3 separate regions of the Homo sapiens genome follow, and regions 2 and 3 are each linked to region 1. A link is a loop called in an ENCODE intact Hi-C map of the cell type or tissue named here. Cell type or tissue: OCI-LY7. All regions are shown on one strand. Each heading gives the region's core, and the rest is flanking DNA. Links, peaks and the distances in the headings are about the cores only.

What was found. Peaks named below come from ENCODE experiments on the same cell type or tissue, not always from the same donor. Only the 100,000 strongest peaks of a DNase experiment are listed, where the experiment ranks them.
Region 2: a loop joins it to region 1, with 7 times the contacts of the local background. A loop is called at or near these places in 13 of 110 quality-filtered maps.
Region 3: a loop joins it to region 1, with 7 times the contacts of the local background. A loop is called at or near these places in 31 of 110 quality-filtered maps.

The regions. Positions count from the first base shown.
Region 1 is chr14:95,680,062-95,687,797 of GRCh38, forward strand. It overlaps TCL1B (TCL1 family AKT coactivator B), which reads left to right and starts at 6,365. Exons shown (of 4, transcript NM_004918.4): 1 at 6,365-6,568. The coding sequence starts at 6,407. In OCI-LY7, for the core only: CTCF peaks have their summits at 3,942 (motif pointing left), 4,165 and 5,741; a DNase peak (open chromatin) is centred at 3,950; H3K4me3 peaks cover 267 bases; H3K27ac peaks cover 1,093 bases.
Region 2 is chr14:95,607,206-95,614,941 of GRCh38, forward strand. No RefSeq gene overlaps it. Among named protein-coding and RNA genes, the nearest start is that of LINC02318, 38 kb to the left of the region's middle. RefSeq lists an enhancer at 7,204-7,273. In OCI-LY7, for the core only: CTCF peaks have their summits at 2,376 (motif pointing right), 2,582, 4,261 and 4,461; DNase peaks (open chromatin) are centred at 2,376 and 4,276.
Region 3 is chr14:95,557,328-95,565,063 of GRCh38, forward strand. No RefSeq gene overlaps it. Among named protein-coding and RNA genes, the nearest start is that of LINC02318, 12 kb to the right of the region's middle. RefSeq lists an enhancer at 345-844. In OCI-LY7, for the core only: CTCF peaks have their summits at 3,790 (motif pointing right) and 3,993; a DNase peak (open chromatin) is centred at 3,804.

The DNA.
Region 1 (7,736 bases), core at 1,617-6,616:
CCCTTCCTGTCATTTGATAATCCTGGGCAAAGACTGAAATTGGTGCTGAGTCCAGTCGGGGGATGCTGTGGAGTCATCAAATTAGAGGCTTGGGGGGGCCTCAAACATCCAGCCAGCTTCCTCCTTCAGAGGTGCTGAACTGTGAAGCTGTGTGATGTGAGAGGCTGACAGGCTAAGCTGAAGACCTCAGGAAAGTAGAGTGGAATTTCCCGTGGTCTTTTTTTTTTTTTTTGAGGCAGTGTCTCTTTCTGTCACCCAGGCAGGAATGCAGTGGCAAAATCACAGCTCACTGCAGCCTGGACCTCTCAGGCTCAAGTGATCCTCCCACCTCAGCCCCGGAGTAGCTGGGACCACAGGCACGTGCCACCACTCCCGGGTACTTTTTGTATTTTTTGTAGAGTGGGGTCTCACCGTGTTGCCCAGGCTCCCTGTGGTCTCCTGAGAAGACAAAGGCTCACCAGGGGGTGGAGTTCCTGAGAACAGCTTGGCAGGAGCTGAAAACGCTGGAGAGCAGGTGAACTGACCCCTGCTGTCAGGCATCTGCAGCTGCTTTTTCCTGAGAACATTAGCTGTGAGTTTTGTGCAGCTGGACAAATGTGGAGACTTGAGGGAATCTCAAATGCGTGGCCAGTACCCTCTCTCCACAGGCTTTTTACAATTTGAAGCAGTTCAGGGCAGGATGCTGAAGAGCAAAGCCAAAACCCCCAAAAGGAAAATAATTTCCTGCAGTCTCTTAGTGTCATGAACAAATGTGAACCTGAAAGAGCCAATCTTTCAAGAAAGATCCCTAGGCCGGGCGCGGTGGCTCACGCCTGTAATCCCAGCACTTTGGGAGGCCGAGGCGGGCGGATCACGAGGTCAGGAGATCAAGACCATCCTGGCTAACACGGTGAAACCCCGTCTCTACTAAAAATACAAAAAAATTAGCCGGGCGTGATGGTGGGCGCCTGTAGTCCCAGCTACTCGGGAGGCTGAGGCAGGAGAATGGCGTGAACCCGGGAGGCGGAACTTGCGGTGAGCCGAGATTGCGCCACTGCACTCCAGCCTGGGCGACAGAGCCAGACGCCATCTCAAAAGGAAAAAAAAAAAAAAAAAAGACAGAAAGATCCCCAGTGGCTAACGAGGCCTAAATGTGAAATAGTAAAATACAGCCAAGCAGCCATCTGCTAACTAGAAATCACATAGGTACTCCTGAGTTCCCAGAAATCCAACACCTCTGTTTGACTTGGTGACTTTCAGAGCACGCCTAAACCAACCAATCAGAGCCCACCTGCCTTGACCAATCAAGGCTCAGCTGTATCAACTAATTGGAACTACCTGAGTCTGAATCTCTCATTTGCATAAATGGACCTGATTGGGAACCTGGGTGGAAACTTTTGCTACAGAACCCCAACCCTCCCTTTGTGCTCTGGAACACATCTTGTTTTACACTGAAGGCTGCATCTCCCTGGTTTGCAAACTATTCACTGGAATATAAAGTCTCTTTCCTCCAGTTTCCTTTCCAGAGAATTTTGTTCACAGTGCTGAGACAAAGACCTACCAGACTCTTGATTGAGGGTCATACTCTAAGAGCAGGGCAAACTAGAGATAGATAGGCAATTTTTTTTTTTTTAATATAGGGTCTCACTCTGTCACCCAGGCTGGAGTGCAGTGGCTCAATCTTGACTCACTGCAGCCTTGACCTCCTGGGTTCAAGTGATCCTCCCACCTCAGCCTCAGCTGGAGCTACAGGCATGCACCACTGTACCCAGCTCTTTTTATATTTTTTTGTAGAGATGGGGGTCTCACTGTGTTGCCCAGGCTGGTCTCAAACTCCTGAGCTCAAGCGATCCACCCACCTTGGCTTCCCAAAGTGTGGGGATTACAAAGTGAGCCACTGTGCCTGGCTGGATAGACTGATTCTTATCCAAACTGCATCTTAACCTTGACTCAGTTTAGTCCCTATTGGGATTAAACTGTTTAATACTTCACTCTATCTGCCTAGCAGAGAATAGGGTTAACTCTACTTGGGGGGAAAACGCTAGAGTCTTTCCAGTGCTTTTATACAAAATATTTGGCATTCCTTTAAATATTACTCAAGAGAAAAGACCATTTAACTAAAAACCAAGAGAAAAAGTAGACAATAGAAGGAGGCCCACCAGTAAACCAGAGTTATTAGACAAGAACTTTAAAGTAACCATGATTATGTCCAAAGAAATAGAATGATGGACAAAATGATTAAGAGTGTAGAGATTATCAGATAAAGTTTTAATCTTTAAAAAAAGCATCAAATGGGCATCCTGGAACTAATAAATATAATATTTGCAGCAAAGAAATGAATTGTTTGAGAGCAGATTGGTTATAGCAGATGTCAGCATTAGTGAACTGGAAGATAAACTAATAGAAAACATCAACATTGAAGCTCAGAGAGGAAAAAAAAGGAAACAAAACAAGAACAGAGCATAGAGAGCACGGTACACTTGTTTAAAGGGTCTGACAATGTGTAATTGGAGTCACTGAAAGAGAGGGAAAGGGAGGAAAAGAAAGGATGAGACGGGAATAGTTGAAGATACAATGGCTAAGACATTTCCTCAAATAGTGGATAAACTATTAGAGTTAAGTCAATTTATCTAGGTCTTAGATATAGTGTCAATGCACACAAACCAGTTGCATTTTTTTATAACAGCAACAAACATAATACATAATTTGAAATGACATTTAAAATAGCATCAATCAAATACTTAAGAGTTAATTTAATGAAATCAGAGAGAACAGTTAAAGACAACCCAAAATATGGAAGGATACACTATGCAATTGCTTCGGATCGTAAGTCTTAATATGTTGGAGATGTTAATTCTCTTCAAATATACCTATAGATTCAACACAATCCCAATCAATCTTAGCAGGCTTTTGGAGGTGGGGAGGATTAACAAGCTGATTTTAAAATGCATATGGATATGTAAAGGGAAGAGAATAGCTATATTAGGGTTCTCCAGAGAAACAGAATCTTACAATAAGATATAAAGACCTATTTTAAAGCTATAGTAATTAGCAATGTGGTATCAACACAAGGAGAGACAAACAGACTAATGGAATAGAAAAGTGTCCAGAAACAGACTCATACATAAATGTTCCCAGATTTATGACAGAAGTGATAATACCGTACAGTAGACAAAGCATAGTCTTTTAAATAATTGGCATTAATTGGATATCAACATGGAAAAATTAATCTAAATAAAATCTTTAGAAGAAAATAGTGTACATAAGCAAAACTTTCCTAAACCCTCATTCTTCAGTTCCGTGGTTGGGTTGACTTTCTTTTACCACTTTGCAAGTTTGCTCTGCTCACTGTCTGAAATAAGCAGAGCTGGAACTTGGATGTTCTTGTTTTTGTTATTATCTGCACAATCCCCATCCAGTCTTTTCTCTAGTAGTCATGATCTACTTGATACTAAGCCACTCTTTGGTTTTATCATTAGTTCTAACATTAAGTGCATACTTATGTCACTCCTTGTCTCAAACACTCATTGCTCATCATTCAAAACCAGCTGCTGGGACTGGCGTGTTTGATGCTTACAATGGAGCATCAATACCACCCCTGCCCCCACCACCACCACATTCTTATTCTTTATCATATGAGCTTGGATAATCCTCATTATTCCTGATCTCCAGACACACCCTGAATTACCTCTCCTCCAGGTCTACTCATGCTGCTTACTCGGTGGGACAACTTTGCCAGTTCCATCTAAACCATGCCCTGTCTAGGCTGTCTGCCTTTGGCATCTTGTCTGCCCTGCCATTTTGGCCCAGTACCTAGGAGGAGCTGAACAGAAATGTGCAGAGGTATCAGTGACTCTTACCCAGCCTTCCAAGCCCTGCACAGCGCCTCCTTGTTTGTGGTCTGGAATCCTTCCGGCAAGTGGGTGTCCAGCCTCAACGTCCCCAGGGCTTGGGGCTTGTGAAGGGCTCCCTCTGCTGGAGGAGGAGAGCATTGGGCCCAGGCATGAGTGCACCATCAGTACCAGGCAATCCTGGGAGCAATTCTGGAGAGATCAAAGTGGTTCTCAAAGACATTGGTGACACCTACCCCGGAGAGTGAATCCTTCAGGTCACAGGTACCAGAGATGGACAACTTGGCCAGAAGACATAGCCTTATCTCACTTATCTCAGACATGACATGGACAAAGACCAGCTGAAGGACCAGGAACCAAACTGTTGTCACCTGCAGCTCCGTGGCTTTTTTCATACCAGGTCCAAGGGTTGAGGGATGGGAGACCTGGCCAAAGAGGGTGATCGGTGAAGCAATCTATTTTCCACCTTGAGGCTAACTGGTAGTTATTTCTTTCTGCCTATGGAGACCTCTGCTTACCTTCTGACCACCCACTCATGGCAAGGTGTTCTCAGTCTCCATCTTCAGACCCCACCACCATTTCTACAGTAGCCACTGTGGATCTCCCTACTCCAGGTTCTGCCTCTTCCATGTAATGAGCCAAACTTGGCCAAGGCAGTCAACAAGCAGCATGCATGTTAGAGCCAGGAACAGCTGGGTCCATATCCTTCCTCTGCTACCCACTTCATTCAGGTTGCTAAGCCACTCAAGCCTCTGATACTTCATCTATGAAATGGGGGTGACGGTCTCTAGTTTATGGAGTTGTTGGGAGGTGTTAGTGAGATACCCTATGAAAAATGCCTGACATGGCATAGGGGCTCCCCACATATTAGGCAACCTTTACCTCCAACCCCACTGACAGCCACACACCTGCCCATCAGGGAGTGAGGTTGAGAATATCAAAATATATATTTGCAACAGAAAATGATAGAGATAAATAGCAATTGCATTGGGGTTACAAGGGTAGGAATGATGGATTCTGCCTGGGAGAGGGAACTAGTCTGAGAACATAACTATTGACCAGGGTATTTCAAGTATTCACTATGTGTCAGGCTTTAACACTATACACACAGCCTCATCTGATCCTCAGAGGAGTCCCATAGGGTAGGTACCTACAGCAAACAGGCTTCAGGGGGGCCCAGGAGACCAGGGGTCCCCATGATCCCTGCCTCCTGGTATTCATAACCTTGAGTAAGGATAGGACCTACCCCTGACCAATGGAATATGGCAAAGGTGACACACGTACGTGATTCCATGTATGGATCACATTATATGAGACTGTGATGTCCCTTGTCTTCCTGGCCCACTCCATTCCCACCCCAAGTGTTGGTTCCTTGGAAAAACACTGGGGATGGAGGTGGAATTGCTGTGAAAACAAGACTCAGTCCTCCACAGAAGCTGCCCAGGGAGTTCTTCAAAAGTGGTTATCCTACCTGCCATTTACACTGGATCAGGACTGTCCAGAAATCATTTTCACATCTCCCCAGCAGAATGGCATCATCTCAATACTAATCTTCACTTGAACTAGAAGAATCATGCTTGTGGTTTTCAAAAGGAAAAGGTTCCTATTCATGGTGCATTTAGAAGCAGCCCAGGGTGCTTATAGAACGGACCTGCTTCTTGCTATGTTCTTGAGCTTCTGAGGCCTCTTGACAAAGTCGAGCAAGTAAGACGACCAGGCCAAGTGGGCACTCTGGGCCCCATGGCCAAGGATGGGCTGGCCAGGTGGCCACGTGGCCTCCGGTGGCCTTGTTTCTGTGGGCTTTATCTGATCCTGAGCTCAGATGCTGATAGTGCACTGGCTTATTTTCTAAGGAGAGGGAGCTTGATTTGTGCAGGATGCGCCTTCACCAGATACCTCCAGGGGCAAGAGTCCACTGAGGTTACAGCGCCCCCCGCCCCCCATGCCTCTAAGCTCTAAGCTCAGAGAAGGGTCCCTGACACAGAGTCCTGTTAAAGGAATGGCCACAGGGATAGGAGAGACCAGGGTCGTGCATGCCAGCTCAGGATCTGGGGCAGGATGGTTGGCAGGGGGTCGTGGGGAGCAAAGGAGGGGAATCACCTGACAGAAAATTGGGCAGGGGTGCTCAGGGAGGAGGCTGCGGAGGGACTGGGACCAGTGGAAGGGAGGTGGAATAGGTCTTAGGAGCCAAATTCCTTGCAGAGGCCTGGGGTGAAGCCTGGGCAGCTCTATCCCCGGGAGCCGCCCTTTTGCCTCCAGCAGCTGCCGGTCCAGCCACAGCCCCTCCAGGAGACCCAGGCCGGGTTCCTAACTCCGCTGCTCTTTGGCCTCGTCCCTGCCTAGCCCCTGCTGCAGGTTGCTTTTTTCCCCCCTCCTCCTCCTCCCTCCTCCCTCCTCCCTCCTCCCCCTTCCTCCTCCTCCCCCTCCTCCCCCGACTGGCCCCGCCCCCACTGCCGGCCCCGCCCCCACTGCCGGCCCGGGCCCCACCCACGCCGGAGCTGCTCCATTTAAGGAGATTGCGCAGCTGGAAAGCTACACGTGTGAGCCTAGAGGCGGGTCCCGGTTGCAGACTTGCCATGGCCTCCGAAGCTTCTGTGCGTCTAGGGGTGCCCCCTGGCCGTCTGTGGATCCAGAGGCCTGGCATCTACGAAGATGAGGAGGGGAGAACCTGGGTGACTGTGGTCGTGCGGTTCAATCCCTCGCGTAGGGAATGGGCCAGGGCCTCCCAGGGCAGCAGAGTGAGTCCTGGGCACGAGGGGAGGCTGTGGGGAGGGCTGCGCACTGACCCCTGCCCGTGTGGGACCGCGGTGGGGGTCAGAGGGGGCCGTTCTCACCCGCACTGGAAAACTCACTTCTGTGCAGGTCTAGGAGCGCAGCAATGTCCATGCCCAGCCCTGGCCCCAGGAACACCCCCCGTAAAGGGACCACAGGCACAAGCTTATCCACATGAGATAATGTGGTCCTGCGTGGTGAAGCCGAGGCTAAGGTAGCTCAGGGCTTAGTGCCATTCCCAGTGCCTGCTGGGAAGGCCCACAAATGGGGCAGCTATTGAGCTGGGCTTTGTGGGATGAGTAGGAGTTCTCCAGGTCTAGAAAGGAGGCAGGAGTAGTATAAGCAAAAGCATTGCAGCCTGGAGGCACCAGGTGGGCCAACAGGATGAACATGACATTGGTGTCAGATTACTGATCTGCAAAATGAGAATAATATACCTCTGTGGCAAGCTAGTCACAGACATGCTCACATACATGGCTCACCGCCTGAATGGCCTGGGGAAGCATTTGACTGATAACAGATTCTGGAAATTAATTCAGGAGGCTTGGGTGGAGTCCTAGATTCTTTACTTTTCAAAAGCTCCCCAGGTGATAATGATAATGACTCAGGAAACGGCTGTAGATGAGGGCTTTAGATCACAGCCAGTCTTTGAGGGATGAAGTAAATACAGTAGCGTTTCTGGTGTGGGTGGCGGTGGGGAATTGATTCCAGGACCGACTGTGGATGCTCAAGTCCCTGATAGAAAATGACCTGGGTAGTAATTACATATAACCTCAGCGCATCCTCTACTATATTTGAAATCAGATTACTAATAACACCTAATGCTACACCTACACATCACTTCAAGCTCTGCTTTTGGGAACTTTGTGGAATTTCTTTTTTTCCCAAAATATTTTTAATCTGAGGTTAGTCGAATTCATGGGTGCAGTATCCATGGAAATGGGGGGCTGGCTGTACCTTAGTGTAATGTGGTAAAAGCATATCCGGATATTTAAAATGCCATTTAGGGCTGGGCGCGGTGGCTCACGCCTGTAATCCCAGCACTTTGGGAGGCCGAGATGGGCTTATCACGAGATCAGGAGATCGAGACCATCCTAGCCAACATGGGGAAACCCCGTCTCTACTAAAAATACA
Region 2 (7,736 bases), core at 1-5,000, 74 kb before region 1:
CACACCTAACGCAAGGCGTCTGGGAGACGTAGGCTAGCTGTGTGCCAGAAGGAGAAGAAAACGGGTTTGGAGAGTGGGAAGCCTGGCCTGCCACGCCAGCCTGGGCCCCAGCAGTAACTTTTTGAGCTGTGCTATATGGATGTTTATCTCCTCTCTGTCCCAGGGTGCTGAGTGGTGACCAAATTCTTTCAAAAATTTGGGCCAAAAGAAAAGGAAGGGTATATGAGAGTGGATGGTAGAGTTGGGTGGGTTTCAAGCCTTCTAGCTCAACAAGTTACTGTCCCAGGTCCCTAGGACAGTTTCCCCGACACACCCACATGAATGCTCATGAGGCTGTGAGCTCCTAGGAGATGGGCCATGTCCTCTTCATTGCTGTACCCCAAGGTCTAGTTCAGGGACTGGATGCTCAGTAAATGTGTTAAATGAAGAACTGAAGTCAGAATGTTATGTGACAAACCAATCAGGTGTGAACTTGACAATGCACTTCCCAATCACAGGGAGGCTTGAACCCTCTGGAGGCTGCATCCGTAGAGGATTTACAGTGCCTGTCACTCATGCTAGGAGGAGAAAGGTAGAAACAGATCTGGGACCAATTCATAGTATGGGTCAGACTCTGTTGCTTCCATTCACTGAATCCCAATTTGGAGTTCAAAAGTCATATTTCATTAAGATCAGCAAAAGTTCTCTTCCCAAGCCCTGTGAGGAAATTGGAAAATGCCGTTGGTTCTGAGAACTTCAGAAGGGGTGCTGTGAGGTTTTAAGGAAGGGTTCTGGAAGTCCATGGATTTTGTTCTGCTAGAGTAGGAGACAGCAAACTATGGACTAACAAATAAGTCTAGCCTGCCACCTGTTTTTGTATAGTGTCCCAGCTTGCAATGGTTTCTACATTTAAAAAACATTGTGTGGGCCTGGCGCGGTGGCTCATGCCTGTAATCCCAGCACTTTGGGAGGCCGAGGCAGGTGGATCACGAGGTCAGGAGTTCCAGATCAGCCTGGCCAATATGGTGAAACCCCATCTCTACTAAAAATACAAAAATTAGCCGGGTGTGGTGGCATGTGCCTGTAGTCCCAGCTACTTGAGAGGCTGAGGCAGAAGAATCGCTTGAATCCGGGAAGTGGAGGTTGCAGTGAGCCGAGATCACGCCACGTCACTCCAGCCTGGGCGACAGAGCGAGACTCTGTCTCAAAAGAAAAAAAAACCGTGGTAAAGTATAGATAACATAAAATGTACTACCTTAACTGTTTTTAAGTATACAGTTCAGTAGTGATAAGTATATTCACATTGTTGTAAGACTAATCTCTAGAACTTTTTTATTTTGCAAAACTTAAACTCTATACCCATGAAACAACTCCCTATCTTCCCCTCCCCGAAGCCCTGGCCATCACCATTCTTCCTGTGTCTATGAATTTGACTACTCCAAGTACCTCATGTAAGTAGAATCATACAGTATTTGTCTTTTTTTGTGACTAACTTATATCACTTAGCATAATATCCTCAAGGTTCATTCACATGGTGTAGCAAATGTCAGACTTTTGTCCCTTTTTAAGGCTGAATAGCACTGTATGTACATAGCACACTCTGTTGATCCACTCATCCATTGATGGACATCTGGGTCGCTTCCACCTCTTGGCTACTGTGAATAGTGCAGCTAAGAACATGGGTCGACAAAGATCTCTTTGAGATCTGGTTTGCAATTCTTTGGGGTATATATTCAGAAGTAGAATTGCTGAATCTATGGTAATTCTATTTGGAATTTTTTGAGGAACTGCCAAACTGTTTTCCATAGCAGCTGCACCATTTCACATCCCCACCAACAGCGCATAAGGGTTCCAGTTTCTCCATATCCTTGTCCATATGCGTTACTTTGTGTTTTGACAGTTGCCATTCCAATAGGGGTGAGATGACATCTCATCGTGGCTTTAGTTTTGATGTCTCTCATGATGAGAGGGGCTGATCATCTTTTTCATGTGCTTGTTTGCCATTTGTATATCTCTTTGGAGAAACGTCTCTTCAAGTCCTTAGCCCATTTTTAAATTGAGTTATTTGTTTTTTGTTGTTGTTTCTGAATTTTTTACATTTTAAATGTCTAAAAAAACAACAAAAGAAGAAGAATGTTTTGTGACTTGTGAAAATTATGTGCAATTCAAATTTTAATGTCCGTAAATAAAGTTTTATTGGGACACAGCCACACTCATTTGTTTCTATTTTGTCTGTGGCTGCCTCCGTGTTGCAACGTAGAGTAGTTGCAACAGGGACCGTATATTCTGCAAAGTCCAATATCGCACTACTTCATCTTTTACAGAAAAAGTTTGCTACCCCTATGCTAGATTCTAAGAGGTTTAGAAAAAGCCTGCAAGGACCAAAGGGCCTCTTGGAGACAGTTGGGGGCAGCAGAGAGCTGATCTGGTAAAGATTCCATATGGGTCCTGCCGCCCAGAATCCCAAGGTGTCTGGGCTCCAGATCTCACTGAGGGCACCAGGGCTGCTTGGCATGGAAGGGTTTGTGGAAACCAACCTTGTGAGGCTGAGCTGGGAGAGAGAAAAATCCTGCCAGTCCTCCCTGCCTACTTCTCTGGATTCCAGTCTCTTCTCCCTGTAGATGCCAGACTGGTCTTCCTAACACACGAATCTGACCCCGTCACTTCCCTACTTAATGCTCTCCACTAGCTGTCTCTGCTGTTCTTAGAGATCAAGTCCAAGCTCCTTCAGTCTGGTTCCCAAGGTCCTGTCTCTCTCTCTCTGCTTTTATCTCTTGGCTCCATCCATCTGGGATGGCTCAGAACCTCCTGCTCCACCAGTATAAACACCATGCTCCCAGATATTCCATGGTGTTCTCTGGTCTATAGGCCTCGGATGACTTGCTCTCACTCTTACCTTTCTGCCCTCCATGTCTTACCCAGATAACTTCCCCTATCCTTCAAGGCTTAGCCCAGGTTCCACTTCTTCCAGGAAGCCTTCCTTCACCTCCTACTTTACCCAGAACACAGCGAGGTACCCCTCTTCTGGCTCCTTTAATTCTCAGTGTTTATCCTCTCCTAGTACTGCAAACATCGCCATGGTTCCTGAGGGCAGGACCAGGATCTAGTTATCTAGTTATCTACTTACGAGTGAATGAATGAATGAATGGATGAATGAATGAATGAATGAAGAAACAAATTAAACATAAAATCCCATCAAGAAACAAGTGAGAGGCTGGGCATGGTGGCTAATGCCTGTAATCCCAACACTTTGAGAGGCCACGGTGGAAGGATGGCTAGAGGCCAGGAGTTTGAGACCAATCTGCATAACATAGGAAGACCTCATCTTTACAAAACATTTTTTAAAAAAGCACACATACACACACACAAACAATTAGCCAGGTATGGTGTTGTGTGCCCACAGTCTCAGCTACTCAGGAGGCTGAGATGGTAAGATGGCTTGAGCCTGGAAGGTTAAGGCTACAGTAAGCCATGATCGTGTCACTGAACTCTATCTACCCTGGGTGACAGAGCAAGACCTTGTCAAGAAAGAAAGAAAGAGAGAGAGAGAGAGAGAAAGAAGAAAGAAAGAAAGAAAGAGAGAGAGAGAGAGAGAGAGAAAGAAAGAAAGAAAGAAAGAAAGAAAGAAAGAAAGAAAGAAAGAAAGAAAGAAAGAGAAAGAAAGAAAGAAAGAAAGGAAAGGAGAAAGAGAAAGGAGTGATATCATTTCAGGTCAAAAGATGCTTTAGTAGTGTCTAGGGGACATTTTCCAGGTGAGGTTGAGACCAAGGAAAGAATGGTTGCTGTACGATTTTATCTGCATTGATGTCTGGCCCCTCCAGATTTGTAGAGTTGAATGGTTAAGAAGTGTTGCTTCTCCTGCTAGAAAACTTTATGCTACAAGGTTGACAGCTCAAGACCCTCCTTGCCCCTTTTTGCACATTTGGCACGTGAGATGGGCTGGTTTTCATGGGGACTTCAGTGGCCACACTCCACACAGCACTTTGGAGCTGAACAAGGTGGTGATGTTCTGTGGCAGTCCATGAATACCCATTCCCCTGCTTGGGAAACAGAATGAGCTGGTGGTTCCTTCTCTCCACCTTGTCTTCCTCCCTAGGCTTCAGTCCACCTGCCTGAAGTGGACCAGAACCTGAATGGGCATTGGACGACCTGAGTCTGGGGCTGAATCCTGCTGGGCAGTAGCTGTGTGACTTTGGAGCATCACTGGCCCTCTCTGAGCTTCCACTGCTTCCTCTGTGAAGTGAGAGTGAAGACTTCACCTCTTTCACCTCCTGGGGTTGCTGGAAGACCATGTGAAGATTGACCTATGAGTTCTTTCTGCCGTGTCAATGGTTCTTTCTACAGTCATGCAGGTGGCCATTGGGCAGGTCACCTGGGACACAGCCACCACATAAGTAAAGTTGCTTTATCTGCCATCCAGTGCCCATTTAAGGAGGAGCACTTTTTAAATCCCAGCCGGTCTCTCAGTTGTGAGTCTTCCCGAGTGCCACCCACACAACGCAGGTCAGAGCTGGCAAACTCATTTGAGAATTCGCAGGAGGAGTTACTCACTGTACAAAGACTTCTCTTGTCAGATGCAATTTGTAAATATTATTTACACGAGGAAGTTAATTAAGCCTTCCCCTGTTGATTCAGCCCTCCCCTTCCCCCTTGGCAGTGTGTGACTCTTTATAAACGGCATGTGACTTTTAGGACCAATTACTTTCAGGATTTTCCTTGCCTCTATTAATGGGATATGATCTGGGTTTGGTAGAAATCTTATAGTTCCTTTATTTTTTTGAGATAGAGTCTCACTCTGTCACCTAGGCTAGAGTGCAGTGGTGCGATCTAGGCTCACTGCAACCTCTGCCTCTCCAGTTCAAGCAATTCTCATGGCTCCGCCTCCCGAGTAGTGGGAATACAGGTATGCACCACGATGCCCGGCTAATTTTTGTATTTTTAGTACAGACGGGGTTTTGCCATGTTGGCCAGGCTAGTCTTGAACTCCTGACCTCAAGTGGTCTGCCTCCCTTGGCCTCCCAAAGTCCTGGGATTACAGGCGTGTGCCACCATGGCTGGCCTGAAATCTTATAGTTTCAAGTTCTTGCTGTTGAGCTATTTTACCTTAAACATAAATAAAGTGTAGTTATTTCTTGCTTCATTCATTTATTCAACAAATGGATGAAATGTACTCATTTCCTTCAAGTTTGTGCTTAAATCTCGCCTTCTCCATGAGATTTTCCTGGCCACCTGTTTACTGCTGCAGCCTGGTTTTCCCCCAACACTTCTAATCTCCCCTCTCCTCTTCCGCCTTTTTTCATAGCCCTTAACATCTTCTAACACACATAAAAAATGTGATTTGTTATGATTATTGTTTATTTTCTGCCTTCCCAGCTTGAAGTTAAATCCTGTGAGGATGGGGGTCTCTGACTACTTCATTCACATGTGTATCCAGATGCCTGGGACAGTGCCTGGCAAACAGGTATTCAATTAATATTTTTGAAAGAATTAATGAATGAATTCATGAATGAATGAGAAGCTACAAGCTTGTTGCAAAAGACCTGAGCATTCAAGCTAAGACAGAGAATGCAGTGATACTGGCCAATGGAAGGAAGAAGAAAGAAGGCCAGGCATGGTGCCTCACGCCTATAATCCCAGCACTTTGGGAGGCCGAGGCGGATGGATCACCTGAGGTCAGGAGTTCAAGAACAGCCTGGCCAACATGGCAAAACCCGTTTTAGTAGAAAACCAAGTTTCTACTAAAAAATACAAAAACTAGTCAGCGTGGTGTGTGTACCTGCAGTCCTGGGTACTTCAGAGACTGAGACGGAAGAATCATTTGAACCTGGGAGGTGGAGGTCGCAGTGAGCCAAGATCAAGCCATTGCACTCCAGCCTAGGTGAAAGAGTGAGACTCTGTCTCAAAAAAAAAAGATCTGTGTCATATAGTCTTCACAACGGCCCTACAAATTAAGTGATTTATTCTATTTTTACATGAGGAAATGTCTGCGCAGAGAGGTTAGGCCATTTGCTTCAGGTCACAGAGCTGGTAAGAGGTGAGTCCACATTGTAAACCCAGTGCTAACTCCAAAGCTCCCTGCACTGCAGCAGGAATGGGAGAGAGAACAAATATGCTGGGGCTGAAAAGAAGACTTCCTGTAGGAGATGATATTTGCGCCACTTCGAAGACAGGGTAGGTGTAGGATTTGTTATTTGTGATGAAGAGAAGGGTGACCTGCCAGCCCAGAGAGGTGGTCCATCAGGGAAAGAACCGTGGCCAGGGCCCAGGCCACTTGGGAAGCACCCTGGTAGTCAAGAAGGCTGGAAGGGCAAGAATGGGGTCAGCACCAGTTGGGACTGAGGTTCAAAGCTAACACTTCATTTCCAGTTTGCCAAACTAACACATATGCGACTGAAAGATGTGCCGTGCTCTGAAAAGTCCTTAAAATAGACAGATGTTAGCATTTCTCTCTTTCACATTTCCTCAAATGAGGCAAATCCAAGGTGTACCGAAACAAAATAGTACTACCTTTGACGCTTATGGGCCAAAGACATTATAAATAGCCCATTCAGCTAAAAGTCCAGCTGTTGCCAAAACATTTTTTTTAAGACCCTTGGTTCTAAGGAGCACCTACTACAAGCTAGACATTTTGCATCTATTACATGTATTTAAGTACCCTGAGGCCGGCAGCACAATGACCACTTAGGAAATGAGAAAATGAGGGAAGAAATGAGAAAATGAGGGCTCCAAGAGATTATGTTTTATGTCCAAAGTCACAGGGCTAGTGAGGATACAGATAAAATTCCCAAGAATATAGTCACTTGCCCTGATGCCTCTTTTGCCCTTGAAAAAGTGCATATCCCAGCTGTGGAAACACTGCTTCAGTGACCACCAACAGGGTGTTTCCCGTGAAGAACAATTCATTTCACATCACTGTGCCTCACCATTTTAAGGAAATGTCGACATGGTCCTCAGAGGCTCAACTTGATCTGTTTAGCTAGAAAGCTCCTGTGGAGTTAGCAGATGCAGGAAGCTGGGGATCTGTGCTCCTGTCAGCCTTCTCATTTGATGGTGACAGTGTAATCACCACACAGGTTCTTCCTGCCCACTGCACAGACAAAACCAATTCACTGAGACCATGGCATTGCAGTGAAGAAAGAGTTTAGTTGACATGAGGCCAGCCCATATGGGAGAATGGAAGTCGTTACTAAAATCAGTCTCCCCGAAGTCTCAGAGGTTACCCTTTTCAAGGATAGTATGGTGGGCCAGGGAATACAGAATGGGTGCTGCTTACTGGTTGGTAACGCATCATATGGATGTGGAAAATGGTCCTTGTGCACTGAGTCCGCCTCTGGGTGGGGTCATAAGACCAGGTGAGTCATGATCACAAGTCCAGCTGGAGTCATCTGGTCTTCAGACATGCAAAAGTCTGAAAAGACATCTCAGAAAGCCAATCTTAGGTTCTACAATAGTGATGTTATCTACAGGAGTAATCGGGGAAGTTACAAATCTTGTGACCACTGGAACCATGACTGGTTATTTAACTACACCTACATCTTAGCAGAATTCAGGCCACTCTCATTATCCTAACCTTGTAGCCTTACATTAGTTTTACAAAGCAGTTTAGTTTGGGGAAGGGCTATTATCCATCTTTGCTTACATCCTTCAACTATAAATAAATTCCTCCCAAAGTTAGTTTGGCCTTTGCCCAGGAATGCCCAAGCACAGCTTGGAGGTCAGAAGCAAGATGGAGTCAACGATGTGAGATTTCTCTTCCT
Region 3 (7,736 bases), core at 1,288-6,287, 120 kb before region 1:
TTTGAGCTCTGCCACAAGTTTCCAAGAGCAGCGCTTCTCAAACTTCTCAAACGTGATTGTGCATGTGACTCACCTAGGGATCTAATTCAAATGCAGATTCCTACCGCGCATGTCTAACAAGCTCCCAGGTGTCTCCGCTACTGCTGCTGGTCCACACACCACAGCATGAGAATCAACGTCAAGAGTGCCTTTCCTTGACTTTTTTGAGACAGGGTCTTGCTGTGTTGCCCAGGCTGGGGTGCAGTGGTGTGATCTCTGCTCACTGCAACTTCCGCCTTCTAGGCTCAAGCGATCCTCCCGCCTCAGCCTCCTGAGTAGCTGGGATTACAGGTGCACACAACCACGCCCGGGTAATTTTTTGGTATTTTTGGTAGAGACAGGGTATTGTCATGCTGCCCAGGCTAGTCTCGGCTGCCCAGGCTGCTCCCGAGCTCCAGCGACCCACCCGCCTTGGCCTCCCAAAGTGCTGAGATTACAGGCAGGAACCACTACACTCAGACTACCTTTACTTTTATTTAAGTTTTCTGAGCTGGAGCAGTTTTGAATCCATGTATGACCACTTCCATGAGCATTTTATCTTAAGCACATTAGGACACTGAATTTTTTTTTCTGTAGGTGTTTAACCATGGTCTCTATGATGTAACTACCCATCGATTTGCTTTTTAAAGTGATCTTTAAAAGGCTTGTTTACCGTATGAAAGAATGCTCAACATCACTAATCATCAGAGAAATGCAAACCAAAACCACAATGAGGTATCATCTCACACCAGCCAGAATGGCTATTATTAAAAAGTCAAAAAACAACAGATACTGGCCAGGCTGCAGAGAAAAGGAAACCCTTATTGGTGGGGATGTAAATTAGTTTACATTGTTTGGTGGGAATGCAAATTAGTTCAGCCACTGTGGAAAACAGTTTGGAGATTTCTCAGAGCATTTAAAACAGAACTACCATTCCACCTAGCAATCCCATTACTGGGCATATATCCAAAGGAAAATAAATCATTGCACCAAAAAGACACATGCACTTGTATGTTCATCACAGCACTATTCACGATAGCAGAGATATGGAATCAACCTAGGTGCCCATCAAAGGTGGATTGGATAAAGAAAATGTGGTATATATACACCATGGACTACTATGCAGTCATAAAAAAGAATGAGATAATGTCCTTTGCAGCAACCTGGATGCAGCTGGAGGCCATTATACCAAGTGAATTAATGCAGAAACAGAAAACCATATACCACATGTCCTCACAAATGGAAACTAAACATTGGGTACATATGGATGTAAACAAGGAAACAGTAGACACTGGAGACTACTAGAAGCGGGGAGAGGGAGTCGGGAAAGGGCTGAAAAACTACCTATTAGGTACTATGCTCAGTGATGGAATCATTCCTACCTCAAACCTCAGTGTCATTCAATATATCCGTGTAACAAACCTGCACATGTACCCTCCCAATCTAAAATAAAAGTTGAAATTATATATAAATATAAAAATATATATGTATATATAAATATAAAAATATATACATATGTGTATATAAAAATATATACGTGTGTGTGTGTGTATATATATATATATATTTTTTTTTTTTTGAGACGGAGTCTCGCTCTGTCACCCAGGCTAGAGTGCAATGGTGCTATCTCAGCTCACTGCAACCTCCACCTCCTGGGTTCCAGTGATTCTTTTGCCTCAGCCTCCTGAGTAGCTGGGATTACAGGCATGCACCACCACACCCGGCTAATTTTTGTATTTTTAGTAGAGACAGGGTTTCACCATGTTGGTCAGGCTGGTCTCGAACTTCTGACCTCGTGATCTGCCCGCCTGGGCCTCCCGAAGTGCTGGGATTATAGGCATGAGCCACCGCGCCCTGCCGAAATTCTATATTTTTTAAAAGGCTTATTTACAATGTCGTTCAACATTCCAGCTGGGATTACTAGCTGTATCTGGTTTAAACGTGTTTGGCCAAACAGCTCACCTTGAGGTCATTTCAGGCTAATGTGGCTTCCCCAGAAAGACTGTAGTTATTTAAACTAAAGTAATTGAAAGAGTGCCCAGTTATGTAAGAATCTGGAAAGATTAAACAATAAGCACCTATTCTTTTCAAGAGATAGTCTTGGGAAACGTGAATCTTGCTGATGCAGGCCTTTTGCTTACAGAACTCAGCTGGGCCATGCACTGGCTGTGCCCCAGCCCCCGTGGCTTCTTTCTCACGCTGTCAGGCTTGGACCCACCCTCTGCTCTTGTTCCTTCTCTTTGGAAATTCTTCTTTCCTACACATCTACCTTCTTCTCATGATTCAGATCTTAATTCAAAGAGGTCTTTTCTATTGTCCTGGCTGGAGAGCAAACCCCAGCTTATTCCACCAGAACCCCAGTCAGTATCATCTTTTTTTTGTTTTTTTTTGAGACGGAGTCTCACTCTGTCACCCAGGCTGGAGTGCAGTGGCATGATCTCGGCTCACTGCAAGCTCTGCCTCCCGGGTTCACTCCATTCCCCAGCCTCAGCCTCATGAGTAGCTGGGACTACAGGCGCCTGCCACCACGCCCAGCTAATTTTTTTTTTTTTTTTGTATTTTTAGTAGAGATGGGTTTCACCATGTTAGCCAGGATGTTCTTGATCTCCTGACCTCATGATCTGCCCACCTCAGCCTCCCAAAGTGCTGGGATTACAGGTGTGAGCCACCGCGCCTGGCCCAGTATCATCTTTTATTCTTCTTCCTTCTTCATGACATTTACCAATACCTAAAACGAGCTTGTATACAAATGCATGTATGTACACAAGCATGTATGTATATAACTACATGTGTGTGTGAGAGATGGTACAGCATGTTTACCTTTTGCCAGAATGCAACTTCCAAAAGGGCAGAAACTATGTCTGTCTTATTTTTCTAAGGGCTTAACACTATTTATTGAATAATTAACAAAAGCTCATTCCTTAGACTGTTTAGGATGCCATAACAAAATACTGTAAGCTGGGTGGCTATAAAACAACAGAAATTTTGGCCGGGTGTGGTAGCTCATGCTTGTAATCCCAACACTTTGGGAGGTTGAGGCAGGCAGATTGCTTGAAGCCAGGAGTTCAAGACTAGCCTGGACAACATGGCGAAAACCTGTTTCTACAAAAAATACAAAAATTATCCGGGTGTGGTGGTGCATGCCTGTAGTCCCAGCTTCTTGGAAGGCTGAGGTGAAGGGATTGCTTGAGCCCAGGAGGTGGAGGTTGCAATGGGCCATGACTGTGCCACTGCACTCCAGCCTGGGCAACAGAGCAAGACTCTGTCTCAAATATATATATATATTTCTCACAGTTCAGGAGGCTGGCAAGTCCAAGATCAAGGCCCCGGCTGATTTGGTGTTTAGTGAGGACCCACTTCCTCATAGCTAGCGGCTTCTTCCTATGTCCTTGCATGGTAGCAGGGATTAGGGTGTCTTTGCGGTCCCTTTTATAAGGGCACTAATCCCTCTGCTGAGGATTGCACCGTTACGACCTGATCACCTCCCATAGGCCCCATCTTCTAGTACCATCACCCTTGGGGTTAGTTAGGATTTCAACATAGGAATTTAGGGCAGACACAAACATTCGGACCACAGCAGGTTGCTTTTGGTTTTGTTTTCAATGCTAAGTGGATCAAATCCTTGCATAGTCTGAAATTTTACTCCAAAAGGTAAAATATCAGGCTAGCATTTCTTTGAGATGGCCTGTTCTAAATGCTTTTGTTCTGGTCTGACACAGTCATATCATGGGAAACCAGCAGATGGCGCTGCTTCTCCGGGAATGAGCCCCGTTATTGCAGGTGGCCTCCATCTGGCTCCCTTCTGCCTGCAGGTGCACTTCTTATGCTTCGCCACCACGCGGAGCCGCGTTCTGCACTCTCCACCTTCCCTAAGTAAATTCTCTATGTGAAAAACAAATCAGGGAGATTTCTCTATGTCCCCAGGTAGAGCCCGAGTCCCGTACATTCCACATTTTTTCTGACCTTGCATCCTTCCCATCATTTCAAGGGCCCGAGGGAGAGCGTTTGGGCTCCAGACAACACAATCATATCAGAAACGTCGAATGTGTCCACATCCATTTTTTTTTCTCTCTGGAAATGCTCCCTTTAATAGGCCAGAATAGGGCTTCGAGCTGTCCTAGAGAGAGGGGCAGGAATTTGGGCACTGAAGACCAGAATCAGAACCTGGCTCCCATTTACCTTGGACAAACCACTCAAGCTCTCGGAGCCTCAGTTTCCTCATCGGTAAAAAGGAGAAAATAATAGTGCCTCCTATCAAAGAATAAATAAAAGACATAGGTAATATAATAAGCCAATTAATTTGCTTATCTATGAGGGAAACAAATGATAGATTGACTTCTACATGGGTAGGATTTATATAGGAGACACAAGAGAGAGGGAAAAAGGCAAAAATTGAAAAATCCCAGACAGTTGGGGGTAGCCAACTTTGTTTTCCTTTCCTTAGTTGGGATGTGGAGTAGGTGGTATTCAAAGTATCCTCCCCTTGGGCTGCGGGTGGTCATCAAAGAAGGTAATCTCAATTGTTTAAGGACTCCCCAAGAGCTTGTGGGTTTGACTCTGCCATATTCAAGACAGGCTATCCCTGCGCTGTCTGTCAGGGTCCTTTGATAGCACCTTCATTTCCCACCTGACTGAAGACTCTAAGAATACACATGATATTGTGCTGGAAAATGTGACACGCCGCACACAAATTGCAATTTCCAAGTAGTTCATTGTCGAAAGCTGCTGCCAAATTGGTTGCCACAGCCAGACACCTGGAAACCCCATTTGCCTCCTTCTTCCAATCCAAACAAGTCCTGTTGGTATCTGCCCCCAAATATCTCTTGAATTGCATTTCTTCTCTCCACACCAACCCCTTACCATACCCCGTATTTCCTAACTAGCCCCACCTGTCCATTACCCGTGCTTAAGAAACCACACACCTGTAACTCATCCTGGATTCAACTATGCAGTGGTTCCCTTTGTGCCAGAAAGCTCAGGACGACCCCGGCAGTAGCTGCTGAGGCCCTGTGGCTCTGGGCCCACTCTGGTGATGTCTTCTTTGGCTGTCTGTGCTCCCTCACATTCAGCTGCTTTCATTCTCCTGCAGGCTCCAGGCTCTCTCATCCCTTGGGTCTAAAAAATGCTGTCCTCTTTGGGAGCTCATTCCCTCTCTTTGAACCTTCTCTCATCCAGATAAAAGTACTCATCCCATGGGGCTCAGCTGAAAACACCTGTCTCCGGGGAGGCCTGCCTGACCCCCTAGCATAGGTCACATCTCCCTATCCTGACGTGTGTCTCCTGGGTCCCCATCCCTTCACTATCTCAGCCCTTGGGAGGTCACTTGTCGCCTCCACTAGAATGAAAATTCCCAGAGGGACCTGGCATAGCCAAAGCAGTAGGAGTGGAGGGGGAAGGTGGAAGCTTTGCTTTGCTGTAAAATCAGGCTCAATGTGGCGTCTTCCTCCAAGTCTTGCCTGGTCCATCTAGATAAAACCTGCTGCCTCTCTCCTCTGAAATCCTACTCGCTCTGTATGACCAGCCCGACATCAGGCTTAGCTGTATGAGTGTTGTGAACACTACTGGATTGTAAGAGCTCTAGGAAAGCACCATTGCACAATGGTTAGGAGAATGGCTTAGGAGCAGCGAGCCTGGGTTCGAGTCCTGCACCCCTCCTATTAGCTGAGTGATCATAGGCAAAGTACACATGGCCTCAGAGCCCCAGGCTTTGTCATGGTACAGACGCACTCACAATACCTGTTGTGAGGACCAAGGACGTAACACATCAAGCCCAGCCCTGTGGGCACTTTCTGCAACAATCAGACTGATCACGGGCTGCCACTTCATTTGCATGGGGTGAACACCAAGTGGCCAATGGGAAACCTCCAGTGGGTGGGTACTTGGACCTCAGAAGATTCTGTAACAGGGCCCTTGAGCCGCTGCTCTGGTCACTCCCACCCTGTGGAGTGTACTTTCACTTTCAATAAATCTCTGCTTTCATGTCTTCATTCTTTCCCTGCTTTGCTGTGCATTTTGTCCAATTCTTTGCTCAAAATGCCAAGAACCTGGACAACTTGCAGTCAATATCCTTTACTGGGCCGGGCACGGTGGCTCACGCCCGTAATCCCAGCACTTTAGGAAGCCGAGGCGGGCGGATCACCTGAGGTCAGGAGTTCAAGACCACCCTGGCCAACATGGTGAAACCTCGTCTCTACTAAAAATACAAAAATTAACCAGATAGTGGATGCCTATAATCCCAGCTACTCGGGAGGCTGAGGTAGAAGAATTGCTTGGACCCAGAGGCAGAGGTTGCTGTGAGCTGAGATCGCGCCATTGCACTCCAGCCTGGGCGACAGATCAAGACTCCATCTCAAAACAAACAAACAAACAACAAAAAAAAATCCCTATTGGTAACAAACTGAGTGTGAAGCCTAGCAAAGGTACGCAGTAAATACTGAATGAGTGAGTGAACGAATAAAAAGAAAATCACAGCAAATCATCACTTTTATTTGGTGACTCAGTTCTTAATAACAGGCCAATTTTAAAAACTTAAGCTTAGAAAAAGAAGTGCCTTGTCTAAGGTCCTTGAGCTAGTTCCAACCCAATGGGGCCGAGACCTGCCGGTGGCTGCACACTTGCTGTTAGTTCTCCCCACGCTGCCATGTCCCCAGAAAGGACACCCGTGAGGCTGAGCTTTGCTGAGAAGGTGCCCGGGATATCTCATGGGCAGGGAGTGGTAGGGGTAGACCCTCCCAGTCCTTCCAAATGCCCGTGGAAATCTGCTGGCAGCTGCAAAGGCCTGGCCCAGACACCCTCAGAGATGTTGGTTAATGTGTGGGATTCAGAGGCCCAGGTGTCAGGGAAAATAAAGACAAGGATGCTGGCTGGCTGCCTTCCTCCTTGGCAGTTTGCAAAGTCAATGAGTCAATGTCCCAGAACAGGGCCTTTGGGGAGAAAAGTAGCCAGCTGCGGCTGTGTCCCTGCTGGGAGTGGCTTGCTGAGAACAGTCTTGCTAACCAGCTTCTGTTGGGTTGTGCTGTGTTTGTGGGGTCAGAGTGATGATGGTGTTATTGGCGTCACAAAAAACTGCATGTGGGGGTGCGGTCTGAGCCCCAGGGTCCAAGCTCACTGCTGTGCCGCCATGGTGATCGAGCATCGCGGGTTCCCCTCGCTGTGGGTTTGGGATCAGGCAGTACCTGGTATGGTGCTTGTCTCTTACTGTGAGACCCTGGGCAAACCTGCCCCTCCCTTCTACTCCACAGGCCTTTTCACCTGTCAGAGGGGAGAAGAGTAACATCTGGTTGGGCACAATGCCTCACATCTGTAATCCTGACACTTTGGGAGGCTGAGGAGGGTGGATTGCTTGAGCTCAGGAGTTCAAGACCACCCTGGGCCACATAATATGACCTTGTCTCTAATAATAATAAATAAATAAAATAAAAGAGTAGGCCAAGCACAGTGGTTCACACCTGTAATCCCAGCACTTTGGGAGGCTGAGGTGGGTGGATCACTTGAGGTCAGGAGTTCGAGACCAGCCTGGCCAACATGGTGAAAACCCATCTCAACTAAAGATTTTTAAAAATTAGCCAGGTGTGGCCAGGTGTGGTGGCTCACGCCTGTAATCCCAGCACTTTGGGAGGCCGAGGTGAGCGGATCACGAGGTCAGGAGATCGAGACCGTCCTGGCTAACATGATGAAACCTTATCTCTACTAAAAATACAAAAAAAATCAGCCGGACG